Regions from separate parts of the Homo sapiens genome. Here region 2 is linked to region 1. Evidence: chromatin loops called from intact Hi-C (ENCODE). Cell type or tissue: IMR-90. All regions are shown on one strand. Links, peaks and the distances in the headings refer to the core of each region. The heading gives the core; the rest is flanking DNA. Region 1 overlaps NR2F1 (nuclear receptor subfamily 2 group F member 1). Region 2 has its middle 260 kb from the start of ARRDC3.

The links. Hi-C counts contacts between places; a loop is a spot of excess contacts. Peaks named below come from ENCODE experiments on the same cell type or tissue, not always from the same donor. Only the 100,000 strongest peaks of a DNase experiment are listed, where the experiment ranks them.
Region 2: a loop joins it to region 1, with 11 times the contacts of the local background. A loop is called at or near these places in 6 of 110 quality-filtered maps.

Annotation. Positions count from the first base shown.
Region 1 is chr5:93,583,419-93,595,422 of GRCh38, reverse strand. It overlaps NR2F1 (nuclear receptor subfamily 2 group F member 1), which reads right to left. Exons shown (of 3, transcript NM_005654.6): 1 at 9,937-12,004; 2 at 6,979-7,506; 3 at 812-1,861. The coding sequence starts at 10,399. The coding sequence ends at 1,581. It also overlaps a transcript of NR2F1-AS1 not described here. Among named protein-coding and RNA genes, the nearest start is that of NR2F1, 6.2 kb to the right of the region's middle. RefSeq lists a silencer at 11,072-11,151. In IMR-90, for the core only: a CTCF peak has its summit at 5,534; DNase peaks (open chromatin) are centred at 6,572, 7,682 and 7,942; H3K4me3 peaks cover 5,447 bases; H3K27ac peaks cover 5,880 bases.
Region 2 is chr5:91,637,072-91,649,075 of GRCh38, reverse strand. No RefSeq gene overlaps it. Among named protein-coding and RNA genes, the nearest start is that of ARRDC3, 260 kb to the right of the region's middle. In IMR-90, for the core only: a CTCF peak has its summit at 7,138 (motif pointing left); no DNase peak of the experiment used is centred there.

The DNA of each region.
Region 1 (12,004 bases), core at 2,466-10,465:
GCCTCAGCGGGAGGCTTCTGCCCTCAAAGGGCCACTAGGGCCCAAATACCTCTTCTGTGAAGAACCCGCTCCAGCCCTCTGACTCCCAGGTTCCGGGTCCACGCCCCTAAGTGCCACAAGCGGGGCGGGGCAGGGGTTCCTTTCACCCATCCGAGTTCCAGGACCCTTCTGAGAACCCATGTCACAGGGTCTGGAGTGAAGGGCAAACCACAGCCAGATCTTCAGTGGACCATAAGGGGGAGCAAAGCCAGGACTCACAGCGCTGAGGCTCCAACTGTCTCCCAGAGCTGGAGAGAGGCGGGTTCTACCAGCGCCGGGCTCAGTGGCGTCTGAACGGCCCACTCCCGTCACCCCCACGTCCCGCTCTCCATGTCCCTCTGTAGCTTCTCCAGCTCAGCAAGTTCCCACATGCGGTAAAGCCCCGGTTGCCGCCGCCAGACACTGAAGCCGGCTGCGCCCCCGGTGCTTGGTGCCTGGAGACTTACCGGGCGCGCGACCCTGCCTACACCACTCCCTGGCCCAACTGAGCACGGGACCGCCCGCAGCCCACCAGGTCTCAACGGCTGAAGTCAGCGACCAAGGCGCCCTGCCTCCCCGCGGACCCCAGCCCATGTAGAGCCTGGCCCTCCGCATTTACAAAACCAAGGTAGCAGCTTGGTTTTTGGAAATGAATCTAACCAACTTTGTAGTAGACTTTAAAAGTCTCCCCTTTTACACACCAAAACCTTCAATTCTAATAATAGTTGAGGTGGAAATTAACCAAGGAGTTCTCTTCCACGGATAACATCTATCAAGCAACCAGACACATGGGTTTTGCTAAATTCTTTTATTTTTGTTTAAATTTTCACTTCAATTTTAATTCTTGAAGAACAGCCTCGACAACATATATCGCACTCATTATAAGAAGCAAAGGGTTATATCAAAAATTATTAGTATAGAATCACAGGAAATCTGGTTTGGAACCAGAAAAAAATACAAAACAGATATAGATACATAGACACAGGACAATTTTTTATAATTATTTGGAAAATGTTATTTTCCCCTAATTCTTGTTTCCTTTTTCTTTATGCGCATACGATGTTTAAATTTTACAAAAAATGAAAATAAAGACTAGTATTTTACAAAATGAATAACAATGTTCAGTGTGTGTGTGTTTCTACATAGGCTTCAGTCCACTTCCATATGTGTTGTTCCTGTACAGAATATATCCACATCCGTCCACAATAAATCCTGGAAGGTCCATTAGTTTCCTTCTGTTTTATTAAAATTCTCATGGTCCTCTCTTCCAATTTGTTTTTCTTTTTTTCACCAGACAGACACAAGGTTCTTTTTTTTGTTTGTTTTGTTTTTCCTCGCCAACGTGCTCACAGATCTGATCCTAAAAGAGTCTCTTTTTCCCATGCTTTGTAGCTCGGATTGTATTTCTGCTGGGTGGGCTGCTCCTGTCTCGGCCCTCCTCCCTCCCACCCAGCCTGCCTGGCCCGCTGCACTTCCCGGTGTCCCCGCGGCTTTGGAGTCCTTGGCCCAGGTGGGTCCTCTGAGTCTCTAGGGGGACGGGGCAGGTGGGAAGCGCCCAAGGTCTAGGAGCACTGGATGGACATGTAAGGCCAGTTGAAGCTGCTCCCAGACAGTAACATATCGCGGATGAGAGTTTCGATGGGGGTTTTACCTACCAAACGGACGAAGAAGAGCTGCTCGATGACGGAGGAGGACACGGTGCGCAGCGAGGGCAGTCGCAGCAGCAGTTTGCCAAAACGGCTGGGCTGGTTGGGGTACTGGCTCCTCACGTACTCCTCCAGTGCGCACTGCGACTTCTCCTGCAGGCTCTCGATGTGGGCCGCATCCGACAGGCCACAGGCGTCTGCCCAAGCAGCCACAGGAGGGAGAGACAGGGAAAGGGAGCACACGGTTAGGCTGACAAATAGCAAAGGCAAAATAAGCCATCAATTTTTTTTAAGGAGAAAATGGAAAATAAAAAAGAAGTAAAAGAGAAAAGAAAAATTCACCCTCCTATACCTCTCCATCCCCTTCTTCATTCCCTCCTCCCCCGCCCCCAATACAATACAAATAAAAATAAATCAAACCCCCACCAAGCCTAGGGGAGCTGGAGAGAGAGGCACACACATGCAGAGGCAGAAACCTCTCTAGTCCCTTTGTTTTTCCTCTTTCACCTTTGGATTAAATAATGTACAATGCTGGAACCATGTTTGCTGCGCTTAACAACCTGTCCTCGGCCTGCAAGGGAGCATCTTTCTGGCCGTGCTCATTAACTTTTGCCCCATTTGCCTCTGATCTGGGGGTGTTCAGTACCCCTTAGGAAATATGCAGCCTGAAGGCAGTTCTTAAAGGATTCCTGGAGTCCCCTCTCAAACCCAAACCACCCCAACCAGAAACCTCCAGGAGAACCTAGATTGTGTAGTGAACAAACACATGGGAGGGGGTAAGGAATCATGGGCTGGCAGTGCCTGGAATCAGATGAAGCCCACGCTTTAGCAATATAGGATTTCAGATCCGTTATCTATGCAAGAAAGGACTCTGCAGCAAATCCTTGGTGAGGGTGTACACTTCTATCTATACCTTAGATCAAGTAATTGAAAATTGGTCACATCTCTGTAAGCTGTATAATAATCAGGAAGAATATGACTCAGTTACTCCAGGCTGCAGAAAGGCGACATCTTCAGCAATCAGACACAAAGCTAGGCTACAGGCAGCAGCTGCTGCTGCTTCAGAACTGGGGGGGTAGGGGGGGATGTGGGTGGTGGGGAGTTGAGGGGGGACTTGGGGGGAGATAAGCTTTTGGTGGCAGGACCAAGGGAGAAAAAGGCACCTCCGCACAATGACAGCACCTCAAAATCTGTGTGCTTAGTTCATGTCAACCAAGGCCCTTCTTGGTCCTCTAAAAGTATTTCAGGACAGCAGATTATATTATATCAACTAACTAGAGGCAAGCATAGGGAGGGAAAGATGGAATAAGAGGAATGGAGTAAAGGCATCCTCTCCTAGTTCAAATACCCACTTGTTTCTTATATTAATAATAAATATTAAAAAAAAACCAGTAAGATCACAGAGGAGCCCTTAGCCAGTCAGGAGGTTGACTAGAGATCAAAGGCAGAATTTGCTAATATATAGATCTGGGAAAAAATTGATGCATGGCAATGCCCCCAAAATGACATTGTATAATTTTGAATGGGCAAGTGTGACCCTAAGAAGACACAACAAATGATTCAAAGTGAAACCTGTGTCTGCTGAGTTTCTGAGCTTTATGACCTTATATTTCAAGAACTGGGATTTACAAAGCATTCTAACACCTTCATCTACAAGGCTATGGCCTCGAGCAAAAATACAAATAAAACTAGTGATAATTCAAGAACTTCTGAGGCAAGTCCCCTTTGACCTCAGATACAGACTAGGTTCCTCTCAGATGTCTAATTACTCCAGCCAGCCAGTTGGGTATATCCACACTGGTCTGATATGGGAAGCCAAATGAGACTTTATGGCTATTAGGGCCAGGGCAGCAAGAGCTCTGTGGGGCTTTGCTGCTTAGAGAGGGGACCGTGAGTTTGGCCCTGCTTGCTAACCTGGCCCTGATGAATGACCCTCACTCAGACCCAGACCCATAATTACATAGAGCTTGCTTTACATGCATTATCTGCCTGCATGCTTATGGATCATTCTCAGCCCTAGACAATGCAATGTGAAAAGGGCCCCTTGGTATCCCGGCAGATTTTTTTTTTTTAAGATCCATCTGGCATCCCCTCAGCTCAGTAAAATATCTATCTGACATTTATGATTAGGGTCCCTGGAGTACAAGGTCACTTCCCAACTCCCAAACAGGCCGCTCCAAGAGAGACAAGAAGCCCAGGAAAGGCCTGCCTGGGTCCTGTGCTGGTTGCTTCCATTTCTTCCCTCCTTTGGAGGTGAATGCCTGTAGCTGGGCCTGCCTGCCAGGTACCAGCCAGCTAGCTCTGTGGCTTCCCTCCGGCAGGAGCCCTGGTTCTGGCCTGGCTTCCCAGTCTGGAAATTCATTCACCCCTTTGCAACAGGATTCCCTCAACTGTGGACAGAAGGTATGAGCTCCCAGATCAACTAGGGGGTTGTGGTGACAAAGCTAGGTGACCAGGGGGTGTAATACAGTATATATTTATGCTCCATGAGTTATACCCCAGATAAGAAAATGAGGCAGAATGTGCAAAATCCATGTCACACTTTTTATACGGTAGTGTCAATGTGGGAACTCTCAATATTTCTTCTACAGTGTATGGAAAAGAAATTATGTAAATAAATAACCATTACTGCTCAGGCCCTCCTGGCCTAGCCTTTGTAGTGCAGAGAATGTATTTCATGTTGTGCATTCAGAAGAGTTTAGTGTTCAGGAAATATAGATGTAATCAGCTGCCATAACTAGAAATCAAAGTTATTATTGTGCTGAAAATGGATTTATTGTATTTATGTTAACTAGATGGCTCCTTTCAGAGAAAGTCTCATTTATTTGAAGGAATATTTAGGTGTATGAACTAATGAATTTTTTAAAAAGTAAGTTCAGGTCATGACCTAGTCCTTGGATGCAGTCCAGAATATTAAGGATTAAACATACCATCCGGAGGCCAAATGTGAAAACCACCACGGGGGACCCCCGTGCCAGCTTCAAATACTTAGCCAAAGCAAACCACATTGGACAATATGTCTAAAACTGTCTTTTCCATCATTCAAAGTTTGCTTAAAAGTTGGATGACTTTGAGAAGGCTTCCCATGAATTCCCTTCTGGCTAGCAATCAAAACAAGTTTAGTCAAAAGTGGAAATGTGTTGCATGGGAGGGGGGAGGTGAATTACTACTGACAGCTCTATTTCCATTTTCAGATATTCTGCTTGCAATTTTCCAACAAAATAATGTTATTGTTCATTTCTAGGCACTCTTTGCACCTTGAAGACTTGATTCAAGAAACTTCCTTGGAAAACTTTTTAAATGAACACTTTTCACAGGAATGTTTTAGTATGGAAAGTTAAAAGGAAAGCATGAATAATTCCACAGTGTTTCCCTGCAGCCTGCACAGTCCTCACCTCTCTCTGGGAAAGGGCATGAGATTAGCAAAGTCAAGGGGGTTCAAAGAACCTTAGGGGGTGTAAGGAAAAGAGAGGAGAGACCTTTCCTGAGAAAACGTCTGTCCAGTTCCAAGTCACATTTCTGCTTCAAGACACCTCGCTGGATGAGATTTTCAAACCCCAGCTTCCCTGACACTGGCTTGCTTCCTGATGAATTTGGCTAAAGAGCCTGGTAGTAGAGAGCCAGCCAGGCCCCAGGCCTGCCAGAGCTGAGGCAGCCTGGTTGCTGCTTCCCAGGCTCTTTGTCACTTTTGAAAAACACGTTTCCATCAAGAAGACTTATTAAGATAAAATGCATTCAAATACGGAGGAGGCTATTCCATAAATCTTCCATTTGTTTTAAGGTTTGCACTTTATCCTCTTGGAAAGAATAACTCCCTCTCTCACTAGCAGACCTGCATTTGCACTGAAAGTAAAAGGGGGGCAGTCCAAGTCCATTGCTCTGGCCACCCTGCATACAAATGAGATGCTCTTGTCTAAATAAATTATCTGCTGTTCAGATCGATATTAATACTACATTTGCTACATTACAATATTGTGCAAATTTAGGAGTCATTTTAATACAATGTAAATACAATTCTTCACACATGAAAGCCAAGAAATATTGATAGATTATACCATTGCTTACTGTTCAACAAGGCCTTATGAAAGGGATTTTGCTATCCCTGTTCAAGAATGGTTTTAATTTGGCCATTGGAAAGCCTGGTTCTAGGATAGATTTATTAGGATGGTTTATTTGTTCTCCGAATGGAGGAATTAAAAACAATACTGCCAATAATGGTGGTAAAACTGCAGCTAACCCTACTCACAGTGGGCAGGGCCCAAGACCCAGTCTAAGCAGCACTACTTGCCACCAGCCTCCTCTCTGGCTTTGTCTCTATTTCTCCCCATTACCTGCTGTCCTGGGTGTTTATATGTTTCCCTCTTACAGGTTACAATAATAAAAAGCGGGGATTGTTCTCGGAGGCTCAGACCAGAGCCCTTCAAAGGAAACGTTAATGCACTTTTCTGGAAGTTAATTTGAACCATCTATCATAAGAGAAATTGTTAACATGCATGTTACCACTGCCTACACATAATTTGATATTTTTTAAGGCACTCTTAAATTTCCAGTGTTCATGTGTTTTGCATAGCTTTGGAATTCATCTTCAGGCGGGGAATCCTCCCATACTTGCGGGTTCTACAGCATTGCTTTTGTTTTTTATCTTTCTTGTTTAGATCGAATCCGTTTTTTACGACCCTCAATAACCTCACCAACTGCAAACATGAATGGTTTCCGATAAGGGAAAATCAGGCAGCGATAAAGCGGGATTATTATGATTTATTTGTGCGTATTCTTCTCTTTCCACCTCTCTCTGTGTCTCTCTGTGTCGGGAAATTCATTCAAGGAGAGTGCCACACAGGGTAAGAAGCCACATTCCCACGTTCTCTTCCTTCCCTCGCCTCCCCCAGAAACGCTGAGCTCTGGCTCACACATAACACGCACCACACACAGACACACACACAGAGACACACACACACACACACACGCGCGCGCGCGCGCGCAGCCAGACGGATCCACAGCACCGCCCCCCCGCCTCAGACACACACCCTCGGCAGCCGCGGCCCCACGTAGGGGTCCGGGCGACTAGGCCCGGCCGCCCGCCGGCCGCACCCGCGCCGCCTCGGTTCCCGCACCGCCGCGCTCCCAAGATGGCAGCGGCGCGGCCAGCCGGTCACCGCGCGGGGGTCACAGACCCGGGCCAGGCTCAGTGTCCAGCGAGGGCCCGGCCCGCCCCGCACCGGCCGCGCGGGAGGCTCCGAAGGCCAGGCCCGGGCGGCGCGGGGCCTGCGCTCGCTGCCGGCGCGGCCTGCCCTCCCCGCGACCGCAGCCTCACCTGACGTGAACAGCACGATGGCTTTGAGGCAGCTGTACTCGGCTGAGTCGACGTGTAGCGCCTTGAGCTTCTCCACCTGCTCCTGGAAGATGCGGATGTGGTCCATGAAGGCCACGACGCGGTCGGCAGACATGGGCGAGGCATGCAGGCCGGCGGCGGCCAGCAACGGCGCCACGTGCAGCGGCATAGAGCACTGGGCCGCGTTGAGCACGAACAGCTCGCTCCAGGTGAGGCGTAGCAGGGACACCTGGTCGGTGATCTGCAGATCCGGGAAGAAGGGGATGTTGCGGGCCCACTCGACGGCGCTGAAGAGCAGGCGCGCGGCCAGCTCGCAGATGTTCTCGATGCCCATAATGTTGTTGGGCTGCATGCACTGGCTGCCGTAGCGCGACGTGGGGTAGGGCTCGGCGCGCAGCAGCAGCGAGATGTAGCCGGACAGGTAGCAGTGGCCGTTGAGGGGGTCCCCGTTGGTGAGTGCGTACTGGCCTGGATTGGGCTGGGTTGGAGGCATTCTTCCTCGCTGAACCGCTGACAAAAAGAAAGAGAGAAAAGAGGCAATGTGCATCCAGGGAGCTTGCGAACATTGCCGCGCCGCAGCGTACCCAACACAATGCAGAAGCTCTTCCCGCAGCCACACGCGCCCCGCGCATCTTCTCCGGCTCGCTCTCACAGTCCACACCGCTAGGAGATCTGGGGTGAGGCCCTCCAGCTCCACAGCTCAGTGTGTCCAGCCACTGCCTGAGCCCCTGGCCACGTCAGCCCCGCCGGAGCTAGGCCTGACTCCAGGGCCCCAACCCTGGCAAGGTCAAGAAAGTGTCATCCAACCCCTAAGCCACCACGGGGGAACACACAGATAAATGAAACCCCACTCACCCCTCCAGAATGGAAAAAAAAAATCAGGGTTAAAAAAAGGCGAAACCGGAGAAAGGTTGTGGTTCTAGGCAAATGCCTAGCGGCCTCCTCATTTGCAAGCAAGCAGCGTTTTGCTGATAAAATGTTTCCACATTCTCTTAAAATGCTATAGAATAATTCTTAAAATAGACACAAGTTACATATCCTACTAACCACTTACAACTTTTGAGTAGAGAACAAGTATCCTGCACCCCTCCCTTCTCCCCTCCTCCCCGTCGCCCCATACAAAGTTCTCACTATTAAAAGCAACAGAAAATTGAAAATTTTCAAGAAAAAAAGTTGAACTTACAGTAGCCAAACATTATTGAAAAAAGTAGGAAATATAATTAATGTCTGTCCTGCGCGGTGCCACTGCAACCTGCAGCCAGCTTTTGCCCAGTGAATGCACGAGCTTTCAACTGCAAAAACACTGGATTCATTAACCATCTGAATGCAAAACGTAAGCATGCTTTGAGTTCTTAAAGCTGACCAAAGTTTTTTTTTTTTTTTTTTTAAATGTGTATGTTTTACTTCAACAGTGCCAGCGTTTTAAATTGCCATATAAACAAAGACAACTTTAGGAAAAGTTAGGGCTACTGAACTCTTCCCCCAACAAATTAATATAGATATGTTCATGTACATGTAGCTATCTTATTTCAGGTTTTGTTCTATTTTCTTAAGTTTGCTTTGATTCTAATTTTAATGCAAGTTCCAGTGCAATTGAAGCTCTTGAAACATAATGCCTAGAATACTTTTTTCTAATTATAGTTTTGAACTTGGCAGTTATTTTTCAATTAAGTGAGAGTACAATTCAAAGTTTTTTTTTTTTCAGATGCCTACAAAATCTCCCTGGAGCTAGAAATGAAGTAGTCATATTTGTCTGCTCCTTGAGATCTGAAGGAATTCAATTTCTTTTCTTGTGGCATATAAAATATAATTTTAAAGTCAATTACAAGAAGGAGTAATCTGCATTCTGCAAAATTGACTGGTTCGCTAATTTGACTATAAGACATCTTTAATGATTGTCAAGAGATAAACTTTAACTGTAAACGGCTAAATATATTTATAAGAAAAGTACTGCATCTCTTGCCACATGAACATGAAGCATATCCAAATACAACATCAAAAGTTGTGTTTTTTTTTAAAAAAAACAAACCCATACAACACAGGGATTAAATGATGTGGAAGCTCATGCTAGCTGCAGTCTATGCATTACGGCCAAATCAGAAGGATCGGTAAATGCCGTTGTAAATTGTAATTTGTATGCAGTATTTAAGCAGAGGGTGGAGTTTGATGAAGAAATAAAACGAGTATCATGCTTTAAAAAAAATGACACAACTATGAAAGCACGGTTCAGTCACAAACTTTCCTTTCAAAGTAGAGGGGTGAAAACAAGGCCACAGCTCTGGAGGAGGCGGCCCCAGCTCCGTGAAGAAGAGAGGGAACCAGTGAACGGGCCAGAAGCCCCCCTTCCCCCCTAATTAGACCTACAAGTGCAATAAATCTCACTCCTCTTTTTCCGAGCTAAGCTTCCAAAAGGATGATGGCAGCAATGAATCTATGGTTCAGGGTACTCCAGCCCCCAGCCCTCCCCCATTTTAAATAAAGGGTATGAAGAGGTGGAGGGAAAAGTGGAATGAAAAAAAACCACAGAAACAGAGTTTTCTGGGGGAAATAAGCACCCCTCCCCAAGTTCATGCCAGCACAGCCCCAAGCAGCCTCACGCACACGCGGGAAAGAGACACACACCGAGCACATCCAAGACAGAGGGAAGAAGGGGATTTTAAGCCACAGCTCACGATCTCAGGGACACAATCCTGAGCAGGCAGCGGGCGGGGTGGGGGAGCCGGGGAGATGAGCGCAGGCCGGGAGGGGGAGGCAGCGGCAGCGAGCTGGGGAGGGCGGGGGGAGACGCCGGGGGAGGAAGGCAGCCGGGAGAAGGAAAGCTGGGACGGGCCGGGACCACAGGAGCCCCAGCCCCACACAGCAACCACCCGGGCGAGAAAGAAAGAAAGAGCCAGGGAGGCGGGCGAAGCGCGGGGAGAGAAGCAGAGAAGAAATATTCACCTTCCCGCCTCATGCCCACTTTGAGGCACTTCTTGAGGCGGCAGTATTGGCACTGGTTGCGGTGGTGCTGGTCGATGGGACAGTTCCTGTTGGCACGGCATGTGTAAGTTAAGTTCCTGCGGACGCTCCTCTTGAAGAAACTTTTGCAGCCCTCGCAGGTGAATTGGCCGTAGTGCTTGCCGCTCGACTTGTCCCCGCACACCACGCACTCGATGTGCTGCTGGCTCTGGCCCGAACCGGGCGGGCCCTGGCCCTTGTCCCCCGCCGTGCCGGGGGTGGCGGGCGCTCCGGGCTGGCCCGGGGTCTGCGGCGTGTGCGGCGCGCCCGAGCCCGCCTGCTGCTGCTGCTCGCCGGCGCCGCCGCCGCCGCCGCGGGCCGCCTGCGCTGCGGGGTTGGGGCCGCCGGGGTTGCCCCCGGCCACGTCGTCCTGCGGATCTCGCCAGCTGCTAACTACCATTGCCATATCTTTGGGCCCGGGGAGCGCTGGGGGGAGCCGAGCTGCTCGCCGAGGGCCGCGGGGCGCGCGGGCGCGCTGGGAGGGGAAGGGGAAGGGGAAGGGGGGAGGGGGAGGGGGCGGGGGGCCCGCCGGGCGCCCCGGGGTCGCAGGAGCCGAGCCCGAGCCGGACACCGGCCGCTGCCTCCGCCGCCGCCGCCGCTGCCGCCGCTACTGCCTCGGCCGCCCCGCTGCTGCTGCGCGCCCGCCCGCCCTGCTGGCGTTTTGTTGTGGTTCCTGCTGTTTTCTTTCTCTCTTTTTGCAGCCCCCCCAGGCTCTCAGGCTCCCCCCCCAACACCCCTGCTCCCCTCGCCCGCTCCCCCCGCGCTCCGTTCCTGGGGGGGCCGCGCTCTCCTTCCCCCCTCCCCACCCCCCGGCGAGCAAGCTCCCTTCTCTCGCTTTTTTCTTCTTCCCCAAGTTGCAAAATCAGAAATGGCACAGGCGGCAGCCGGGAGCGGCGCGGGGCGCAGCGCCGGGGGCGGCGGGCATGGGCCACGGCGCGCGCACACACTCGCCCTCCGCCTCGCCCGCACCCCCGCGCACACACACACTCGCACACACAGTCGCTCACCCGCGCCGGGCGCCCGCCCGCCGGCCGCTCGGGCTACGCGCAGCGCGCGGGCTGAGCCGACATAGAGGAAGCCGGCGAGGGCGGAGGCGGCGGCGGCGGCGGAGGAGGAGGAGGTCGCGGCTGCAGGCGCCGCTGGAGCTGCCGCCGGAGCTGCTGCGGCGAGCGCCGCTGGAGGAGCCGGGACCCGGGCCGGAGTCCGAGCAGGAGTCGGGGCCGCAGCCGGAGCGCGAGCGGAGGCCGGGGCCGCCCGCGGCGCCGCCGCTGTCCCGGCGGGAGCCCTCGCCGGGCTCGGGAGTGCGGGGAGCGCGGTGAGCCGAGCAGGGCGCTGGGCGAGGCTGCCGCCGGCGATCAGGGCGCGCGGGTGTCGGGGGGCCAGGTCCAGGGCCGGACGCAGCCAGCCATTCAGGAAGGCAGCGCTGGAGAGCGGGAGGCAGCCGGCGAGGAAGATCACACACTTTGCTCTTTTTGTTGTGCCGGTGGCGCCGGGCTCTCGCTGCCTTCTTCTTTCGGGAGGTGACGGAAGGGGGAGAAAAATACGGGATAATTCACGCCGGCGACGAAATCACAGCGAAATAGAAAAAATAAAAATCAGAAGAAAATAATTGCCAAAAAAAGGAAAAAGGAAAAGCGAGAGAGACATCCAAAGTAGGTCGAATAAATAATCCTCTTCTTTTCCTCTTTCTTGCTCCTTCTTCTGCTTCTTCTGCTATAACACACAGAGCTAGTTAAAAAAACCCTGGAGATCGCCCAAAAATGTTCTTTTTTTAGTATTTTAAATAAGTGCTCTTCAGCCGGCAACCAACACCCTCCCTCCAAAAAAAATCATATATGTATAAAATAACGATAAGAAGAATACGAAGGGGGTGCCTCCTCCTCCTCCTCCTCCTTTTTTTTTTCTTTAAGTTTAGCCCTCTCTCTTCTGCAGGAATGGAGTAAAAGAGACAAGGAGGAGGGAGAAAAAGGAGAGAAAGGAGAAGAAGAAGGGGAAAACAACTAGTAGAATA
Region 2 (12,004 bases), core at 2,335-10,334, 1.9 Mb after region 1:
TCTCTGCTCACTGTAAGCTCCGCCTCCCGGGTTCATGCCATTCTCCTGCCTCAGCCTCTCAAGTAGCTGGGATTACAAGCACATGCCACCACGCCCAGCTAATTTTTTGTATTTTTAGTAGAGACAGGGTTTCACCATGTTAGCCAGGATGGTCTTGATCTCCTGACCTTTTGAGCTACCCGGCCTCCCAAAGTGCTGGGATTACAGGTGTGAGCCACCATGCCCGGCCTCTGAGTGATTTTATGATTATGTTTACAACTATTCACTGTAAGGGACTACCAGGGAATGCAAGAAAGCATAAGCAGCATTAGTATAAGTGTATCAGTGTCAGAAACAACCCGATAATTTCTATCTTTCACGATATGCTTCCGCCAATCATTGAGTCATCTTTACATAAATACAGTCACTGTGCTGAAACCCACCTACAAGAATTGCTTTTTTACTTGTTCTTGACCAGATCCCTTATTTTATCCACAGACATCTGTCAACTTAATTGTCCATGCCCTTGGCATATAACAGGTGTAAGGCTGTTCACTAAAACAGAGTATTTCAGTCAAGTTTATATTATTTTCTTCTAGTTGCTTGTTCCAAACCAGACCTCTCTATCTCCTGGAATTCAGACATTTACCTATCCAGACCACAACTGTCAAACTTTGACTTCTTACTTATCAACCTAGGTTTCTGCTCTCCCAGTTCTTCCTGATCTTGGCAATTATATACACTTCCACTCTTCTATTGCCTGTCTAGAGTCTGTTCTCTTAAAACTATCTCAGTATATTGCCCAGTTCTGGCATTCTTGTCCTGATTACTGTTCCACTGGCACCCATGGAACTGCTGTCTATGAATTCAGTCAGTAAGCACTCATTCCATTGTAAGTATTAATCTAATCATTAAGTATTAATTCAGTTTTTGAGAACTTACCATGTGATCTGTTGTAGGAGTTGAAACACAGCAATGAATAAAACAGACCAAGTCCCAGCCCTGAAGGAACTTAATTATCAAGGGGTGACTGGTCAGGGCAAATATTTTGTTAAAATATGTTTACAACAAATATCCAGTTTGAACTGTGGCTTCAGTTCAAATTATTTCCTCAGAACCACCACAACAACTGACCATAATTAGACAGAAATACATGTCATTTAACACGGGAAAAAGCAACTAGAAAGTAATTTGCCACATTTGAAATCTAAGGTGGAGTCTGAAAAATATGCTTTAATTTTTAGGGTATTTCAAAATAACCTTTGCCCCAAATATTTTTGAAACAAAAGAAATTGAGAAAAATATTTGGCCTGTCTGTGGTTGATACATTTTTTATTTGAAAACCATTGTCAAATGCTCTAATTTGTTTTGTGTCTACCCTAATTTTTTTAAGTCTGAAATAGAGTAATTAATTTATTCACTCATTTAGTCATTCAACGCATATATTTTGAATGTCTATTGTGTGTCGGAACAGAGCTAATTCTCCAAGGGGACGAACGTAGACTAAGTAGGCAGTCAAATAATGTATGACAGTGCATATAAGGAAATAACCTGTATACACTGATACAGGGGGTATGGGGGAAGGTTTGGGCGAAGGGAAACTTTTTAGATAAACAGAGAATGCTTGAGACGTTAGGAGTGAGACTGAGACTTTTTTTTGATGTGGAAAGCAAATATAATGTGACTGAAACAGTCTCATATGCATTAAAATGATTGTAACACATCTGCCCTTTATTTATCACTGTTTCCCAAAATGTTCACCTTTGTTCTGAAAATGCGACTAAAATTCCAAAAGTTAAAAGCAAGAGAAAGTTTGGGTGTGAAACAAGGACTTACAATATAATTGCTCTTTCAACACTTAATTACACTGTATATTTTGAGAAGCTATAATCAAGAATTGAAAGTTGCTTTTTGTCTCAGGTTCAAAAATCATGAAGCAACAATTTACACAATGAATGTATCTTTGTAAGAAATTCTGAAACAGAAAACAATGAGTTGGTTACCATTTCCTAAGTGAAAATGAGTCCAGACAAGGGATACTGCCTCTCAGCAATTTTGGGGGTTTATTTTGTGGATGCTTTTTGAGTGGGAATGGGAGGTTATGAGGGCAAATAGAAGAAGACTCAATAATAGAAGCATTTAGCATAAATACATTTTAAAGACACTTTTGAGAAATCAAATATGGCTAGTTTTACACAATAAATTTTAAAGCATGTGAACAAAAAATTGTTGGCCAAGACAATTTTCCAAAACCTCATTTTGTTCTTATGCACAAAATTGTAAATAAACTATCTATTGCTACCTCTGTAAGCCCTATCAATATAATTATATGTTGTTATTACTTGGTTTCATCCTAGTATTAATACATTTTAAAAATAATCATATTCATCTTTTTATTCCCATTTAATGGAAATAATGTCTTAAGCATCTACTGTAGGAATATTATGACTTATGTATTAATATTCAGACACAGGCAAATATTTAATTCTAGTTATGTAAATTTATATAAAATTACCTTGAAAAATTAAGTTCATATTTAATTATTATTATATTTACTTTAAAAACTGTAAAAATAGCATGTTTTTCTAATAAATTATTATTACTATTTTATTCTCAATTCCTTTTTGTCTGATAAAACAATATAATTCCTATAGATGTAAAATAACATCTAGTTGAATCATTCATGATTTATCTGATTTTATGACCACAGAGTAATAAGAAATGGAGGAAGAGGAAGTAGAGTCATGCACCCCATAACAATATTTTGGTCATTGATAGACTATATATGTGATGGTCTCAGTTATCTATCAGATCATAAAACATAATATATATAGGGTTGGTACTATCCACAGTTTTAGGTACCCACAGGGGGTCTTGGAATGTATCCTCCTTGGATAAGGGGGGACTACTGTACTGCATATACTGTCCATGACATTTTTTCTTTTTAATTCAATCTATGTAACTTAGACAGTTTTCATTTCAGTACATATATGTAGTTTGACACAATTTTCAGTGATTGCATAATTCCATTTTTTAAATAATAATTTTATTGTTTCTACAAAAGATACATGCTTTTTCTAAACTATACTCAAAAAGAAAAATACAAAGAAGAAAGCCTCAAATGATTCCATCACCAGATATCATTGACATTCACTGTACAGCACTCCAAGCATCTCCCCAAGCCCGAATAACTCAGGATATTGCTAGATATATAAATGCCTTGCAAGAACAGGGATCATGTCACACATACCACAGCTCTTTTTTAATTTCTTCAGTTCCTGTTTATTAAGTACAAACCATTCTTTTTGTCATTCGCCAAAAAGAAGTAGCAGCAAAACAAGCCTCAAAGATTTCAGGAAATATGAAATTTAAAACTTTGTCCGGAGAAAACTCTATCCATTAGTTGGTTCTTGCAGACAACTGAGAAGCCTACACAGTGATCTGGAGCACTGTGTCTCATAGAGCAGGTGGCCAAACTCCCCTCCAAGCATGGACACCTGCTGAGGTACAGAGCTCTGCAGCAGCCGCGGGTAGGCCTGGGGTCCCTCAGACTAGTGGCGACCTCCTGTTGCTCTAGTGCTGCTCCTAGAGCCAAGCTTGAGAATCTGCTGCTGATGTGTTTTACAACCTGGGAGGTGTCTGTGGTAGGCAGACCAATGTCCCCCAAAACACTCATGTCCTAGTCCCTGGAACCTGTGAACATAGTACCTTATATGGCAAAAGGGACTTTGCAGATGGGATTGAGTTAAGGATCTTGAGATAGAGAATGATCCTGGATGACCTGAGATTCGGGGGAGCCATGTAGTCCTGAAGATCCTTGTAAGAGGGAGGCAGGAGTGCCAGAGTCAGAGAGAGATGTAAGCACAGAAGCAGAGGTCAGAGAGGGCTGTGTTTCCTATCACTGTTCTAACAAATTACAGCAAACCTGATGGCTTAAAGCAACACAAACATATGACCGTTCTGGAGCTCAGAATCTAAAATGGGTCCACAGGGTTGCATTCCCTCAGGAGACTCTGAGAATAATCTGTTTCTTGGCCTTGTCCAGCTTCTAGAGGCCTCCTCATCCCCTGGCTGGGGGTCCTTTCCTCCATCCTCAAGCCAACAGTGTAGCATCTTCAAATTCCTCTCTAATTCCACTTTCTTATTAGGTACTTAGAAGTATAAAAAAGTAGAGGCACCATCTAGAAGATGGTAAGAAAAGAAAACATAATCACAACTGCTAATCAGCATACACACACACACACACACACACACAGAGACACACAGTCTCTGCTGTTGTTGGCTAACGTAATATTTCAGGTGGATGCTCAGTATTTACAGAGGGCCTAAAAGATGCACAGTGCTAGTTAAATAGATAGACAAAGTGCTGAAATGGATATTGCCTTCCTTTTATTCAAGAAAATGCAATGTTTTGTCTGCCAAGAATTTGACATTTTGCTTAAGGGTAAGATGAGAAAATATTTAGGTAGGCATTAAAGGAAAACAGAGAAATTTAAGTAATAGCAAAATGCCAGTAAAACACACACACACACACAGATTAGCCACAGTCCTTTAGGTAAAGGTCAGAAAAGTATAGAATAGGCCTATAAGAAATAATGGTTACACACATACACACACAGACAGAGGCACACACATGTATAACATAAGACAGAAAACTTTTTGTCTATAACTATTCACAGCCAAAATACGCCTGGCTGTAGAAGAGGCTGATGAAAAATTATCAGGTGGGAAAAATATTCGAGCAGGTGATACATGTTAAAGAACAGGCAAATCAACAATTCATCCTTTAATGCTGTCTAAAAACGTAAAGCAGGGTTGGTACAATTTAGTAAATGCCATCCATCCACAAAGCCCATACCAAGCCAATTTCCAACAGCCAACATTTTCCATCTTATTTTCTCTATAATATTTAGCTCTTTGCTTTAATTACACTTGATATTTGTAAAGAGAAAGCTGGCGTTGTAATAATTGGATAGCTTTTTTATCTATGTTGGCAGAAACAGAATTTTCTCTTATATTTGAAGAGCAATACAAAAGCAAAGTCTCCTTTTCTCACAAACTCAATGCCAAAACTATCCTCTGAGTCACACAGTTTCTTTAAATCATGTTGTTCTGAAAGTTGAGATGTGCTATCTTAAAGCTGCTGCCAGGATCACACTGTTCCTAAGCTAGAACCAAAAAACTAGCAATGTCAATCCGTCAAAGTGTATAGACCTCTCCAAGACATTATTTTTCTCCTCTTTTATTCTCTTCTTCCTTCTGACATTCCCACTTTTTTCTTTCCTTCCTCTTATCCTTCTTTCTTTCCTATTTTATGCTTCTTTTCTTCCTTTTTTCCTTCCTTTTTTGTCCTTCTTTCCCCTCTTCCCCCTCCCCATCTCTCACTCTTTCTGTCTCTCTCTCTCATACACACACACACACACACATTGAGGATGCAAGAGAAAGCAAAGTAATGACAACCTTTTAAAATTACAGATCCGAAAGAAACTTGGGAGGTCCTAATATAGCAAGAAAATCCTCTGCTCACCACATTTTTTCTAGAAAAAAATAATTCCAGACTGAGCTGCAGAGTTTCAGAATCTCAGCACAATACCTTCAGCTTTAAAGGAAAAACTGAATCTTCTAATGGAAAAAAATTCCGTGTTGAATTAATTACTTTTAATATCTATACAACATTTTAACTGTTGGGGATAATGTTTTATTTATCATTAATATCAATCAAATATAAATATATTCTTAAAATTTTTTCATCATCAAATAAGTATTTTAAATTGCATTATGAAATCTAGGAAAGGTGTGCTCTTTAATATGTACTAATGACATTGTGAGTTGACTGTCTGTGCAAAATTCAAATATAATCCTGTAGACTTTTGTTAAAAAGCAGGTTTCCTAAGTTCTCATTCTCATAAGTTATTCTTAGCTATTTTAAAATACCAGAAACACTTCTTAAAAATTTTAAATTCACTTTGCAAGCAAAATAGATAACTCTACATGCGCACAACTACCAAAATTTTCATTTATGTATTCAAAATACCTGTTTTGAAAGGACATTTACCTGTTTTCAGTCACAACTTAGGTGTAAATCTCTAAAATTTTAGCTGACAGGTTTTACTATGTAATAAAACATGTCAAATTCAAACTGACAAGTGGATTTCATTTTTGGAGGGTTTTTCCTCACACCTTTTTCCATTATAATACAAGTACTACTTAGCCATATGATTTTCTGCAAAACTTAACGAAAATGTAAAACATAATGCATGTCTCAACATCTTAACACTTACATAGAGCGTTCTGGGGGAAAAGAAGAGTCTTGCTAAATTCAGAAAATTGTGCTGTCTGTAAATGAAGAGGCTGCCAGCTTTCATCTGTTCTCTTTCTCTAGGTACTTGCATGCCTGCCTTCTAAACCTAGAACGAGGACAGTAATTCCATCCTTGTTGCATCTCTGAAATTCTTCAATTACTCAATTTGTGGAATTAGAATACCGCATTGTCCGGCCACATTTGTTCTAAGCAGATGATCTGGACATAGAGAGATGTCAGCCAATGAGCAGAATAACCACTGTATTTGCAGCTTATCTTTTAATGGAGATCTGGAGAGATGTAAAATGCAACCATCCCATTAAGTGTGCATATGCACCACTCGTTTAATCAACCTGGAAATTACGAGATAATGTATTATATTAATTTATTTTAAGCCACAATTAATATTGGAAATAAATACTAATATGACAAGCTATATAAATTGTAAAGCACTTTTATTGTGGGTGCTGACTCCAGCTTGGTGAGTGGTGAGAGACTAAACTATAGTTCACTGAAATTGTGTGTGTGTGTGTGTGTGTTATAGAATTAATCTATTCTATAACTATCATTATTAGCATGAACATTAAGCAATAAGAACTGGTGCTCTAGTTTAGCTACAGCAGGACATCTTAATTTTGAGCTACATGCTTAGATGAAAAGAGACATAAGATTATATTTGCATAAAAACTTTTAATTATTTAACTTTTAACCTAACAATAGATACTTACAATCTTAATTTTTTGTACAAATGCCTCAACATTAAATAGAAAGTGATATTTATTTATTATCAAATGTCATATAACAAAAGAAACGCTAGCTGTTATTAAAAATGGACCACTACTGCCCCCTTCTGGTATAAAAAAGGAAGAAAAATTATTCTTCTCAGGACTTGAAAAGACACTCCCACTAATCCCCTAAACAGCTGTTTCAAGTCAGATTTACGCCAATTCTTTTCTGACTTAGTAATAAATCTTTCATTCTTCACCTAAAATGCTGAATATTCTGATGTTTTACTGTTGTGAGTTACCTTTCTAGGAAACATTACAAAGTCAGGGAATCCTGTTATTTCTTAAATATAATAAAATGGCTTTATGCAAATTGAGCTTTAAAATAAATTCGGGAAATCATCATTTAAAAAATATTTGAAGTTTTATCATCATTGGTTTTACATTCGATTGTGTGAAAGCTAATACACTTGAATCTATATCTGGCTTAATCACATGAAATGTCATGTTGCTGCGGTTTTCACCAAATTCAAGCTGATACTCACAGACACACTCATTCATTACACTCCTTTCTGACATAACATAAAGGGCAAAAGGCAGCATGATAGATTAAAAAGATATTACGGTACAATATTAATTACAGTATCAGCACCTTTTTCTAGCTCAGACTGCATATAAACGTCTATTTTCATTTTTACATTCAGAATATACTTTGAGGGAGAATGAATTTATTGTATAGTGAATGGGAATTTTGGTCAGATATTTTAATGTCAGGATGGCACCAAGTGTGAGCATATTAGAAAATTTGGAATTTCTGTCTTTAACCCAATTTGGATTTTTGCACGATTATTGTAAGAATGTAAGATTGAGGGAGATTATACAAATCATCACGTATGTAACCAGATAAAACAAAACAGAAACACTTAATTTAAAAATTATACTCTATGAAACTGTAAGCCAAAAAAAATTACCTTTTTCTCCAAAGAATTTTAGAAAAGTATAACAAAACATTCATTTTCAGAAGTGAAATATTAAAATAAATGGTACTGCATTCTTAAATTATAATAATGTCTCCTAGTGTTGGGCATATTACATTAATTTATGAAATCTTCCATTAGTAAAATTACCCACAAATCAATAACTTTTACTACTGTTTAAATACATCAAAATAAAAATATTCAGTATTTCTAACATATCTCATCAAAATATGGATCTATAAACAAGATCAACCTCAGAAAAAAAAATCATCCTCAACCAGCAATGTCATATTGAACTTCCAAATAAGCTTGCTAAACGCCTCTGTTACCTGACTAGGCTCAATTCATATTTTACTCCTAAAGTACCATTATTCCATGTCATTATTACTCATATCTCATTCCAGAATGATTTTGTTTTCTGAAAAATATGTGGCTGTATTTTTTTTTAGTCTTTCCTGCTACCCACTTCAGGGTGTGTGTCTTTTCTACTGAGGCAGTTTAACTTTCACACATTGAAAATGACAACCAGCTCAATTTGATGATGCAGAAGAACTAAATACATCAGGAATAATGGGACCTAATGAGATGTTTGTGTTATACTATATTTCAAATGAAGAAGTGCTGCTCTGTGAAAGTATGAAGAACCCAGGAAGTAGCACCAGAGGGATGATTTCTGAATGGGTGTTTTTACCTATCAAATTTGTGACTCTCCTACAGCTTATCCCTTTGACCAGGAGTAACAGTAGGATGAAACATGCTGACTTTGCTAACTATTCTGTCCTGAGACTCTCTGACATAATCCACTTATAGTTTCTAAAATTCTGTGGTGTGATCCAGATGTTTCTATTCCAACTTTCTCTTCAGATTTTCAAAAATATACAAAGGAATCCCTCTATATAGAGAATAATAAATCAAATGAGGAAACAATTTAAATTATTATTTTTAAGCAGTAATAGTGATTGTATTGTATCACAGGAAAACTAAAACGTATTTGATTTCTAGTTTTAACTCTTTGACTGCATTTAATTATGGTCCTCATTTATTATCACTACCAACAAGGATATGGAGGGCACTTTTCAATACATTCCCTCTGACACTCAGAGGCCAATTCTCTCTGAATGCAAACCACACATGGTACAGCTGCGGAGTGCTGATGCTGGTATGCAGACACTATAGATATGCAACTGTCACTAGGTGAAACCGCATTAATAAATACCCACCTCAAAGAAGAGGGAGGTGTTAAGGCTTTTAAGCCACATTATACATTATATTCAGAAATCTCTGAGTTGCTTGTTGCAGTTCAGAAGGAAGAGGACCCAGAATATTTTAGGTATATATGAAACATTAATATTATATATAATACAGTGCTACTATAATCAAAAGGACAGCCAAAGAAAAACCAAATATGATCTATGTACATTGGAGGAAAATCAACTGTATGAAGACTAAAAAATTTAGATCCAAATTCTAATTTTTTAATTCATATGTGCCAGTTATCCAAATGTTTTAAATATTTGGGAAAATAAAGGCTTTTCCATGTATGCAAATATTTATAGCATTTGTATACATAACAGTTTTCCCAGTTTTAGCATATCTTATGTAACATATATTCTAAACTTGGTAGATCTGTGTACTAATTATGAGAATCATAAAATTATGTTTCAACAGAAAAGAAAAATGTAAGAGAGAAAAAAGTGCTTCAAAAAAAAAGCAACTAAAGCTGTTTAACTATTAATGATGATTTCCAACTATTAGGTAAAGATTTTTTTCCTAGGTAGATCGTGGGAGTTCGTGATAACTATAGGTATGATCAAGGCTTATTTCAATGCTTTGAAATGTCAAATGAGTAATTTTATTCTCTTTTATTTTTAAACTATTTGCAGAGACAACACACAATTATATAATGTTACATTTATTTTAACCTACACTTCTTCCTTCATAAGGTTACTTGTCTAAACATTTCACTAACATTGTGCAATTTTAAACTGAGAAAAAGAACAAAGTTACAAGTGTGACAATTTATCAGGAATAGATTAAGTGACAGCTGTAACTAGAATCAGAATTAGTAGATTATTTTAATAGTTCCAGGAAGAGTATAATTTACAAAAGTACATTTGAACGATGTTAGGAAGATATCAGGAAGAATTATTTGCTTAGTACAGGATGATTTCTTTAAGTTAAACTTCAGTACTATTCTTTCCATTTGAAATGTTTTAAGTATAGAGATGTGTCTCTTGATTCAGCAATTCAACAATTGATTCATTGACATGAGAGAAAAGTGAGCATTTCCCAAAGATTTTGCTGAAGTCATGGAATCTTTTTGTAAATTTATGATTTTTAAAAAATATCTTTTGATAGATTGTCCTTCCTGTGATTGTAATTCTAAGAAAATAATATATGCATTCAAATTTTTTTATATACTAAATTAACTGCAATTCATCTTTCTTACAATTGAATTACTAAGAAAGAATTTATTTAGGCAAAGTTTCATTATATTCTATTTCTCAACTCCCTAATATCTAGAAATCTGTTTTTTTCCCTGTATCTAGAAATCCTTCCTTTTTTCCTGAAACACTGCTCCTCCAGAAATCTTGACTATTTAAGAGGTATTAATCCAAATTTTCCTAAAGCCTAATATATTAACAGTCGATACTATTCTTTTACCAACATAACCCACTTGACTTTAATGCAAATATATATGTGAGACATGTTTTTGTGAAGCATCTTTCATTATGTCCATCAGTATGTTCTTTCATAAGTCTTATCCATTTCAATATCATTTCTTCAGGTGAAAAAAGAAAAAAAAAAGCTTCAAGAGGAACCATTTATCCCTTACACAGTGATGTGTATATTTGGGTATTTCTTAGATTGATGATGATGATGATGATGAGATGATGATAATGATGATGATGATGATTTAAAATATTATATTTTTGTAAATATTGCTTGAAAAGAAGAACTTCAACTTGGGAATTATGCCAGATACAAATACACCTTTCAACTTTAAATTTTGTAATTTTAAAATTTCCCTTTCCAAAAGTTCCTTCGGATAACTTATTATCCTGCTTGAGTTTTTATAAATTGTATGCGTTGCAAGGCAGAATATATTTTGCATTTCTGTCAAAGGTTCAATACCCGTTATAAGTAGAGTTGTGACTATACAAGGACTATAACAAAAGAAATTGCATGATATCCTTACCCTCACAGTGATTACATTCTCTTTCAAAGCAAAATAACTTTAACATAGAGCACAGTCTCTCCTACATTATGGAATGTTAAACTTTCACTCACAAAAAGCTATGCGTTCAGCATATTTACTATAAAAAAGTAGATTTTATTTCACCTATTAACTGATACAAAAGTGTTTTCTCCTTAGAGCCAAGGAGGAAAAAAAGCAAGTGGGTTATAAACACACACATTACAGATAGGTAAATAGATACAAGATAGAAATTCAAACTAATATAAAGATTTGAGCTGCCTTACATTATCGATTTTGGTTAAATGGAAGAAAGAAAGAACATTTTTAGTATAGAAATATGCATATTTATGACATACCTAATTCAGTGTCCAGTTTGTTTTATGATTTTTGTTTACTAAAGAGAAAGAAAAAGAGCTCTCTATACTTTCTGGACAGAAACATCCTGGACTTAACACTAGCCAGCCAAATGTGACCTAACTTTAAACTGCAATTGAAGAGTTAGGTCCTATCAAAACTGCCTACTCATAGGACTCAAAAAATGACCACGTATAAACCCAGTAAATGACCATGCGAATAGACAAGCGAATAAAAGGAAAACTGAAGATCAATCTATAAACTAAGGAACAGAGAATAATTTATTTATGATTGAAAAATAAAAATAAAATATAAGTTTAAAATGTGAATATAAATTTTCATGTGAAGATTGAAGCCATGGTTCTATAAATCTAAATATTCCCTGTACTAAAGTAGTTATAAACAGAAATTAACATTTTATCATTATAGTTTCACCTGGGAAGAAAATTCTGAATTTTACCTATGTCTA